Linked DNA regions of Homo sapiens: region 2 is linked to region 1. A link is an interaction called in ENCODE POLR2A ChIA-PET data of the cell type or tissue named here. Cell type or tissue: B cell. All regions are shown on one strand.

What was found. Peaks named below come from ENCODE experiments on the same cell type or tissue, not always from the same donor. Only the 100,000 strongest peaks of a DNase experiment are listed, where the experiment ranks them.
Region 2: POLR2A ChIA-PET joins it to region 1 with 5 read pairs; 1 of 35 experiments calls an interaction of 5 or more read pairs at or near these places.

Annotation. Positions count from the first base shown.
Region 1 is chr7:99,388,250-99,393,249 of GRCh38, reverse strand. ARPC1B (actin related protein 2/3 complex subunit 1B) reads right to left here. Exons shown (of 10, transcript NM_005720.4): 4 at 4,989-5,000; 5 at 3,238-3,345; 6 at 2,151-2,357; 7 at 1,997-2,072; 8 at 374-579. Among named protein-coding and RNA genes, the nearest start is that of ARPC1B, 16 kb to the right of the region's middle. In B cell, no CTCF peak of the experiment used is centred here; a DNase peak (open chromatin) is centred at 99; H3K4me3 peaks cover 858 bases; H3K27ac peaks cover 1,895 bases.
Region 2 is chr7:100,200,485-100,205,484 of GRCh38, reverse strand. STAG3 (STAG3 cohesin complex component) reads right to left here. Exons shown (of 34, transcript NM_001282717.2): 18 at 4,943-5,000; 19 at 4,516-4,716; 20 at 4,325-4,395; 21 at 4,134-4,221; 22 at 3,619-3,699; 23 at 3,444-3,536; 24 at 3,145-3,313; 25 at 2,895-3,031; 26 at 1,363-1,464; 27 at 710-858; 28 at 352-480; 29 at 101-258. It also overlaps the pseudogene CASTOR3P. Among named protein-coding and RNA genes, the nearest start is that of PVRIG, 17 kb to the left of the region's middle. In B cell, no CTCF peak of the experiment used is centred here; no DNase peak of the experiment used is centred here; H3K4me3 peaks cover 24 bases; H3K27ac peaks cover 508 bases.

The DNA.
Region 1 (5,000 bases):
ACCTGGGCTGCTATGGTGAGATCAAGATGGGCCCCGCCCACAACTAACGATGTTATTCCGCAGCGAGTCAAAGCCACTCCCTACCCTGGGCCCGCTACGCGACCTCTGCCGGCCTCCGCCCCACGCGGTTTTAGTACGGCGCCAAGGCCCCGCCCACAAATCGGCCCCGTCCCCTCGTGTCCGGGCCCGCCGCTCATCAGACGCCGTTCCGGCGCAGCGAGTTGAGGGCACGCCTACCCTCCCTCCGGGTCCCCAGTCCTCAAGGTCCCAGCACAATGCCCCAGGAGGAAGACTCCAGGCCCCTTCCTCACCCGACGCTGTTTCTGGGCGAGCCGAGGCCCCGCCCACCCGCCGGCCCGGCTCCCGCTCTCACCTGACGCTGTTCTTGTGCAGCGAGTCTAGGCCCGCGCCCGCAGCCGTGCCACCCTCGGAGCTCGCCTTCTTGTCCAGGTTCTGGAAGCGCTCGCGGGCCGTCAAGCCACGCTGCGAGCTCTGCTTAGGAACGTCCAGCCGCCCGCCGAAGCTCAGCATCCCCGCGGCGGCGTCATAGGTGAACAGCACCGGGAAGCAGTCGTGGCCCTGCGCGGAGGGCGGGGGCCATTGGAGCGCCGCGGAGGGGAAACCGAGGCCGGAGGGAAGGCCAGGCGGGCGTCTGGCCGCCCGGGAGGCAGATGCCAGCTCAAGGATACAGACGGGCCACAGCGAGGGAGGCCCGAATTGCAGGTGTATCAAAACCGGGGGTGATGCTGGGGGCTGCCACCTCCCCCAGCAAGGCCAGCGTTGGGACTCCCTGGGAGCTCAGGCGCCTTCTGTCCTGCCCAGCCAGTTACACCTGCTCTAGGGGAGACCCCTGCAGCTGTTTGCTTTTCTAGGCAAAAAGCAAGCCTGACCTGGCCCTGGCACCCCCATTATGTTTGCAGAGGGGTGAAAAGGGACTTGACAGATGTGGGCGGAGGGGAGGGAGAGCAGTGCCCTTCCTGGACACCTGGAGGAACCGCACACCCCGAACTCTCGCCCTTTGCATTAGGCGTGGCCTTGCCATTGCACCTGCCAATAAAATGTGGGCAGAAATGTTAAGACCCAGGGCATGATTCCGCAGGTTCCGGCTCCCTCGTGGCATCTGGGACAGCATGCTGGGGACAGCTTCCATCAGAGCACCTCACAACACCCACACTGGACATAAAATGTGAGCAAGAAGTAAATATCTTTTTTTTTCTGTTTTTGAGATGGAGTCTCGGTGGCTCACCCTTGGCTCACTGCAACTTCTGCCTCTGGGTTCAAGCAATTCTCCTGCCTCAGCCTCCCGAGCAGCTGGGACCATGGGCGCCCACCACCACACCCGGCTAATTTTTGTATTTTTAGTAGAGATGGGGTTTTGCCATGTTGGCCAGGTTGGTCTTGAACCCCTGACCTCAGGTGATCTGCCCTCCTTGGCCTCCCAAATTGCTGGGATTACAGGTGTGAGCCACCGGGCCTGGCTCTTTTTTTTTTTTTTTTGAGACAGGTTTTGTGTCGCCGAGGCTGAAGTGCAGAGGTACGACCATAGCTCAGTTCAGAAGCCTCGACCTCCCATGCTTAAGTTATCCTCCTGCCTCAGCCTCCCAAGTAACTGGGATTATGAGATTACAGGTGCACCACCACACCCAGCTAATTTCTTAACTTTTTGTAGAGACAAGGGTCTCACACTGTGTTGCCCGGGCTGGTCTCAAACTCGTGGCCTCCAGTGATACTTCCACCTCAACCTCGCAAAGTGCTGGGATTTTAAGTGTGAGCCACCGCACCTGGCCAAATCTTTACTCTGTTAAGCAACTGCAGCCAGGGACTTTTGGTTACTGCAGCATAACCCAACCTGTTCTGCCCAATTCTGGTACATGAGAGAATGCAAGGAAGAAAAAAAGGAGGGAGGCAGGAGAAAGGAGGGAGGAGATGAGAGTTGCTGGGCTCTCTCGGAGGCCTGCTGTGACCACACACCCTCCCTCCCCTCCCTATTCCTCACCGCTGCCACCAGGCTGTTGTCTGTGATGAAGGTCAGCGCCAGCAGTGGTAGTGTTTCAGAGGCCAGAGTCGCGACGCTGAGGGGAGAGAGCTGTGAGTCACGGTGTCCCACTCCTCTGCACTCACCTCCTCCCCTGGGGATGGCCTCGACTCACGCCATCTTCTTGTCGGCATCAGCCAGGCAGACGGTGCTGTCGTGGCTTACCCAGGCCACGCGGCTCCCGCTGGCTGAGAAACAGACGCCATGTACCCAGCCGCAGCTACTGCTGGATTCGAACATCAGTTCCCCAAAGGGCATCTTGGAGCCCCACGGGGTGGGTGCCGGCCGTTCCTCCACCTCCTTGATGTAGGCTGAAAAGATCCTACCGGGATAGGCAAAGTAGAGGTAAAGTAGCCAGGCATGGTGGTGCGCACCTGTACTCTCAGCTACTCAGGAGGCTGAGGCGGGAGGATTGCTTGAACCCAGGAGGTCAAGGCTGCAGTGAGCTGTGATTGCGCTACTGTGCTCCAGTTTGGGCAACAGAGTGAGACTGTCTCAAAAAAAAAAAAAAATTTTTTTTAAAGGGTTAACAGGTGCCTGGGCATGGTGGCTGAAGCTTGTAATCCCAGCACTTTGGGAGGCTGAGGCAGATGCATCACTTGAAGTCAGGGGTTCGAGACCAGTCTGGCCAACATGGTGAAAACCCGTCTCTACATTTAAAAATACAAAAATTAGCCGGGCATGGTGGCATGCGCCTGTAGTTCCAGCTACTCAGGAGGCTAAGGCAGGAGAATCGCTTGATCGCTTGAACTCAGCAGGCGGAGGTTGCAGTGAGTCAATATCACGCCACTGCACTCCAGCCTGGGCGAAAGAGCGAGAGTCCGTCTCCAAAAAAAAAAAAAAAATCCTGTCTAGCTGGGCGTGGTAGTCTTGCTTGGGAGGCTGAGAAGCAAGAGGATCGCTTGAGTCCAGGATTTGGAGGCTGCAGTGAGCTATGATTGCACTACTGCATTCCAGCCCGGGCAACAGAGCAAGCCCCTAGCTCAAAAAAAATAAAAGAGGTGGGCAGAGGCCCATCCAGCTGAGACATGAAGGGTTCCCCAGGAACTAGAACCTTCAACCGACGCCCAGGTCATCCACTGGTAGCAGGTCTGGAATGTGTCTAGAAGCTGGGGTGTAGAGCTTTCAGGTGCGGCTCCCCGCTATGATGTCAGCAGTCAGTTGACGTCAGCCCCGCCCTCCCCCATGGCGCCCTGTCTCACCGACACTTGAAGTCACAGGAGCCGGCAGCCAGCAGCACATTGTTGGGGTGCCAGTCCAGGCTGAGGACGGTGGAGCGGATGGGCTTCTTGATGTGCTTGCAAACCCACCTGGGAACGGTGGTCAGGCAGACAGGGAGAGAGGGACAGGCAGGTGGGACTCATGGACCTCAGCACCAGGGACTCCAGGCTCCCACTGCTCCCTGCAGCCCACCAAAGACCCAGGAGAGAGGCGACTGGGCATTGCCAGCCCACAAGGCCGTCAGGGCCCTGGGGCGGCAGGGATGTGCTGTGTCGCTTCTGGAGTGGGAACTCTGTGCCCTCTATCCTTTAGGCCACACAGTCACCCTCAGAGCAGGCTCAGCAAAGTGATGCCATCACCAGAGGTCACACAACTACTAACTGGCCATGGTGGGATGCAAATTTGGGTCTCTCAGATGCTCCTGGCTGGCCTCTGCCCTCAGCCATGCAGGGGAGATTAAAAACTAAGACGTGGACTGGCAATCATGGCTCACACCTGTAGTCTCAGCACTTTGGGAGGCTGAGGTGGGAAGATTGCTTGAGGCCAGGAGTTCAAGACCAGCCTGGACAACGTGACAAGACCCTATCTCTACAAAATAAATAAATAAATGATTTGGGCCTGTAGTCCGAGCTACTCAGGAGGCTGAAGTGGTAGGATTACTTGAGCTCAGGAGGCTGAGGCTGCAGTGAGCTATGATCACAACACTGCACTCCAGCCTGAGCGACAGAGCAAGACCTTGTCTCAAAAATATATATATGGCCGGGCGCAGTGGTTCACGCCTGTAATCCCAGCACTTTGGGAGGCGGAGGCAGGAGGACCACCTGAGGTCAGGAGTTCAAGACCAGCCTGACCAACATGGAGAAACCCCATCTCTACTAAAAAATACAAAATTAGCCTGGCGTGGTGGTGCGTGCCTGTAGTCCCAGCTACTCAGTAGGCTGAGGCAGGAGAATTGCTTGAACCTGGGAGGCAGAGGTTGCGGTGAGCTGAGATTGTGCCACTGCACTCCAGCCTGGACGACAGAGCAAGACTGTGTCTCAAAAAAAAAAAAAAAAAAAAAATTGGCTGGGCACGGTGGCTCACGCCTGTAATCCCAACACTTTGGGAGGCCGAGGCGGGTGGATCATGAGGTCAGAAGTTCTAGACCAACCTGGCCAAGATGGTGAAACCCCATCTCTACTAAAAATATAAAAATTATCCGGGCATGGTAGCAGGTGCCTGTAATCCCAGCTACTTGGGAGGCTGAGGCAGAGAACTGCTCGAACCCGGCAGGCAGAGGCTGCCGTGAGCCAAGATCGTGCCACTGCACTCCAGCCTGGGTGACAGAGTGAGACTCCATCTGAAAAAAAAAAAAGGAACAAGATGTGGCTGCGAGCTCGTGAGTGGTGCCTTGAGAAAGTGACTGCTACAGGGCCTTTGCTAATCTGTAAAGTGGGGACAGTGACCGATGCCCAGTCCACGGAGCTGCAGGGAAGTCAGGACTAATGTGTGTGCAGGGCTTAGTGAGGTGCCCCCAGATGTGTTTCTGGTGTGGTGGGTGTCACTGGCAGTGAGAACATCCGGACGCTGCAGAGAGGCCCTTGCCTCATGAATGAGGCCCAGAGAGGAGAGGATGGACTCCCCCAGGGTGATGGGAACAGGGGTCCTGACATCCCATTTGGTGCTTCCCGGGGACACTCTAGTCCTGCCCCCGGTCCCTAACAGCCCACTCTGGCCCTGCCTAGGTACCCACCAGTCATTCTCC
Region 2 (5,000 bases), 810 kb before region 1:
GAATGACAGTAGATGCTCAATGAAATACTTGACAAAATAAGTTTGCAGGCAGCCAACGACCACCTGCTGGGCACCCCCATACCCACACACAGCACCCTACCTTCAACGCGCCTCCTCTTGGAGCTGGGGAGGACCTGAGGGCTGGTCTCTGCTGTGTTCTCCACAGGGCTGAGGGAGTGGCAGTAGGTGGTGACTGGGCCCCAGGGATGGCCAGGTGCCTGGGAGACATGCTGCAGGCACTTTTCTAGATAGGACAGTCTATGAAAGAGGTAGAACCAAAAGCCTGAAGGGGCTACTGGGCCCTCAGCAGGCCCTTCCCTAATCCACATCTCTATCCACCCACCAACTTACAAAAGCTGCTTGTCCTGATGGAAGAGTCGGGGGGAAAACTCTGAAAGGAGCTCCAGGAATGCCAGATTTGGAGGCTGATTGGAGGAGCCAGCTGGAGGAAGCTCAGACAAGGAGAACTGGATGCCTTCCCTTGGTTGGGCAGAATTATTTTAGGAAGAAAGTCTCTTCCCACTTCCCTCCCAGGCCTGAGCTATCCTGTCCAAATGCACCCTCCCCCCGTCCCCAGCTTGTCTCCAAAGGCATACCCACCCCTAACCTGACTGCTATGCCTTGACACACATACCCTCCCTCCGAGACCTCCCTCCAAGACCTCGTTCCCAGCCCTCCCTGGACACAACCTGCAACCAATACTTCCTACTTGTGTAGCATGACCACGAGGTCACGGTTCTGCAGCTGCTGGGGTCCAAAACTCAAGGCAAACCTCCGGGCCAGGTCCCTCATCTCGATGAAGGCAGGAAGCTCATTCAGGCCCTGGGGCCCATGCTCCTGCAGCAGTTCTGTGTACAGCTGTGTCCAGGAGACATGGTGCATGTGGGAAAGGGAGGAACACGGCGGAAACAGAGAAGTCCAGCATTCTCTTCTCTACTCAGAAATTCCAAAGGCCTTGGGACACCATCTACTACTTTTACTCTTTCCTTCCTTCTAGGGAACTCCCGATACCCCTGCAGCAAACAAAGCCAATCACCTCTACTCCATAACATTAAATAAAAACGTCTATAGTAACTGAAGGAGGCTGAGAGAGAACAGACTGAAAAATAATTAGGAACTCCCTATCACTTCCTTGTTGGCGTTCCAATGTCCTGATAAGTTACTTTTGATGGGGTTGCCCAGTCAGTTAAAAAAAAAATACTTCCCAAGGGTCTACTAAGAATGAAGGAACCTATCACGTAAAGTTAAGAGTCAAAACAAGAAAAGTTACTGCTCTGAAGGATCTTACATTCTGAGTGGCTGAGGGTAGACAGAGACTTGGGGACAACAGGGCTGGCATGTCCTCAAGGCAGAAGGGCGCACCTGCTTGAGGCTCAGCAGCAGGATTCGGGAACAATGACTTCGGTCAATCTGCCTTGCTCTAGTTAATGTTTCCTTGATAATGTCACCATAGTCATTGTAGAACTGAGGGGAAAGAGTGGGGAAGGTAATGTCTGACTGGTGGAAAAGACCATTTGGTTTCTTCCTTCACATCCCTAATCATGTCTCCCTCCCAAACTCCCTTAGGTAGGAAACATGAACTGAAGCATAAAATAATTCAGACTAGACTTCATCTCTAATCAACAGGTGCAAAGCCCAAAATAAATCAGAGTTTCGGTAAACAAATAATAAGGCCGGGTGCAGTGGCTCACACCTGTAATCCCAGCACTTTGGGAGGCCAAGACGGGTGGATCACGAGGTCAGGAGATCGAGACCATCCTGGCTAATACGGTGAAACCCCGTCTCTACTAAAAATACAAAAAATTAGCCGGGCGTGGTGGTGGGTGCCTGTAGTCCCAGCTACTCGGGAGGCTGAGGCAGGAGAATGGCGTGAACCCAGGAGCCGGACCTTGTAGTGAGCCGAGATCACGCCACTGCACTCCAGCCTGGGCGACAGAGCGAGATTCCGTCTCAAAAAATAAATAAATAAATAAATAAATAAAATAAAAAACAAATAATGAAACAGGCCAGGCATGGTGGCTCACGCCTATAATCCCAGCAGTTTGGGAGGCCAAGTTGGGCGGATCACAAGGTCAGGAGATCAAGACCATCCTGGCGATGGTGAAACCCTGTCTTTACTAAAACTATAAAAATTAGCTGGGCGTGGCAGCGCATGCCTGTAATCCCAGCTACTTGGGAGGCTGAGGCAGGAGAACTGCTTGAACCCCGGGAGGCAGAGGTTGCAGTGAGCCGAGATAGTGCCATTGCATTCTAGCCTGGCGACAGAGCTAGAATCTGTCTCAGGAAAAAAAAAAAAAAAGAAAAGAAAAGAAATAAACACTGCCCCAAGCCCAATTCTTGGAGAAGAGAAGTAAGCCTGACAGTGCCCTCTCACACAGCACTGACACCTTCACTATTTGTCTCTCCCCAACTACAATGGAAGCTCCACCAAATAGGAACTTGTGTGTTTTGTTCACTGCTGTGGCCTTAGCTCCTGGAATGGTGCTTGGCACACAGCAGGTGCTCAATAAGCATAAATCAATACTGGTGGGTTGAGGAAACTGGGGCACCTATCTAGGTATCCTGTGAGGACTGATCCCTCTTTTATTCTTTTTTCCTTCTTATGTTACCCCATTCCATAGACTGGGGTCAGAGAAAAATAAATATTTCTGGACAGGAAGAATAAGCTATTTCCCCTCCAGTGAATTTCTTCACAGCTTTTTCTCCATAATTATTTACTATTAAGTCTCTTTTCTTTGTCCCCTTATTCTGAACTCCCAGTGCCTTTCCCTCCTACTTCTCCTTTAAGCTTGAAACCATTGGATATCCCCCACCTGTAGTGCTATTATGTTTCCAAGTCATGGCTGTGCTCAACTTGCTCCCTTCTCTTTTATTTCTGTAGGGCCTTGGTGTACCTTGTTGTAGTGTTTGAAAACATCTGAGGCTGCATCCATCTCCAGCACCCCATAAAGCAACAGCTTGCAGAACCCGGCTAGGAGGCGGCGCCGCTGGTGTAGCCGCTCTATCTGTAAATGATCCTCCTGGGAATCACCTGGCTCACATGGAAGGCAAAAGGGAATCACAGACTTAAGCTTCCTGCCCTATATTTCTGAGCTACACCCAAGCCCCAGCCCTTACTGAGCCCCAGGTATAGAGTCACTGCACCACTGCCCAGGTCTCCCGGCTGGATGAAGACGTGGTCCATGAGGAAGCTGGCTAGCTCAGACTGGAGAGTAGCTTCAGGAAAAAAGACAAGTGGCCTAAGGAAATCACGGCCCCCAACAATCATCTGAGGGCTAAAGATGAGAAGTAGATCACTTAATAAGACAAAAGCCTGTAGGGGGAAAAGAAAGGATGTTTAAAAGGACAGAATGTTTCCCAAGGTAGAAATGACACTGTCAATTTCTCCTTGGAATGGGGGCAGGGATACTCGCCTTGTTGCTCCCACTTGAGTCAGTACTCACCTGCTCCTGGATCTCAGTATCCACATCTGAGAGGCAACTCTGGCAGAGTTCACAGAAGGCCACCATTCTGTCCCTCAAACTCGACAGCTGCTTCTGTGGGCACAGTGGCTTGAAGGGGAAGAATGAAGACACAGACTCCTCTGTTCCCATTATCCCATCTAAGACCCACACTCACCTGGGAAGCATCTGATTTAGAAATGTGGGTTAGTGTCCAGAGAATGGAAAAATAGACAAGAGTCAAGGCTGGCAGGATAACCTGTAACAACAAAGGGTTTGAAAAATGAGGTTTGGGTTAGGAGAGGGAGAGACAGATAGCCAGAAACACACCAGTGAAGAGGAGAGAAAATGAGTAAAGGGAGAGCTAATTCCTTTTCCAGTGGAAAATGAGTGATATTCTGGACATTCTTCAGAGGCATCTACACGAAGTAGAAATGTCACCGCTCCCTAATTTACTCTACGTCTTCTAGAATCCCTCAATATTATCCTTGGCTTCCAGGAAATCCAAGAAGACCCTGGAAGTAGAGTCCACCTTCTAAGAGAGGAATGTAAGAGGTGACCCCCACCCACCTGATCTTCCTCGCTTTGTCCACTCCACGCACTGAGACTTGACACACCTAGTGGCCACCTAGAACGTAGGTCCTTAAAATCTAGCCCCCCAGCCCCCAACCCATCTCTAGCCTGTCCACTCACCTGGTGAGGAACCTCTCCTGTGTCCACAGCCTTCTGCAGGAGTTGGCAACATGGCTCATAGAGCTCCCAGCGAGTCAGGTCATGAGTGCTTTGGGGGAGAAAGGGGAATGTTATACTGGAAAAGAACAGAGGGAACCAACTCCACAGACACCAGTAAAAACGGGATGGGGAAGAGGAGGAAAGCCACTCACTTGTAGAAGGCAGAGAGGCGTTTCAGAGTGGCTGCCAGATTATATACCTCATCCTCATCTAGGAAGGACGACTGAGAAGGAAAGAAGATCCACAATAGCATTTCCCCCAGAACTCATCAGTCCACATCCCCCGTCTTGCAGCCCCTCCCACCCTTGTTTGGGGTGTCCCATTGTCCAGCCCCAGCTCCTACCTGTAACAGCTCTTCAAGCTCCTGCTGGAAGCGGTCAGTCAGCAAATCTACTAGCTGGCTGCGGGCAAAGTCCGCCCGGCTGAAGAAAGTGAATTCGGGATTACAGAGCAGGTAGAGGGCATGCGCCCCAGCCTCAAGCACCGCTGGCTCTGCATGCTTCACCACCACCTCCTGGAGTTGCTGCAGGAACAGCTCCAGGTGCTGAGAAGAAAAGGCAGAAGATGGTGTGCTGTGGGGATGGGAGGAGGACACTCTTCTGGCGGGAAGTGGAACGGGGTTAAAAGCATTAAACTTCAAGGATAAGATGCCTAAGAAAAGGCTTGCTGATTTTTCTGGAACCCAAGTTCTTAGGAAAAAAAGATACTGGCAATAGAACCCTTTGGCCCTGGCAGGCAAGCAGCAAGGTATAGGAAATCTATCTCCCTACCTTCTCCAAGCGCCCAGTGCAGTAGATGTGGAGGTCAAAGCAGCTGAGAAGCTGGAGC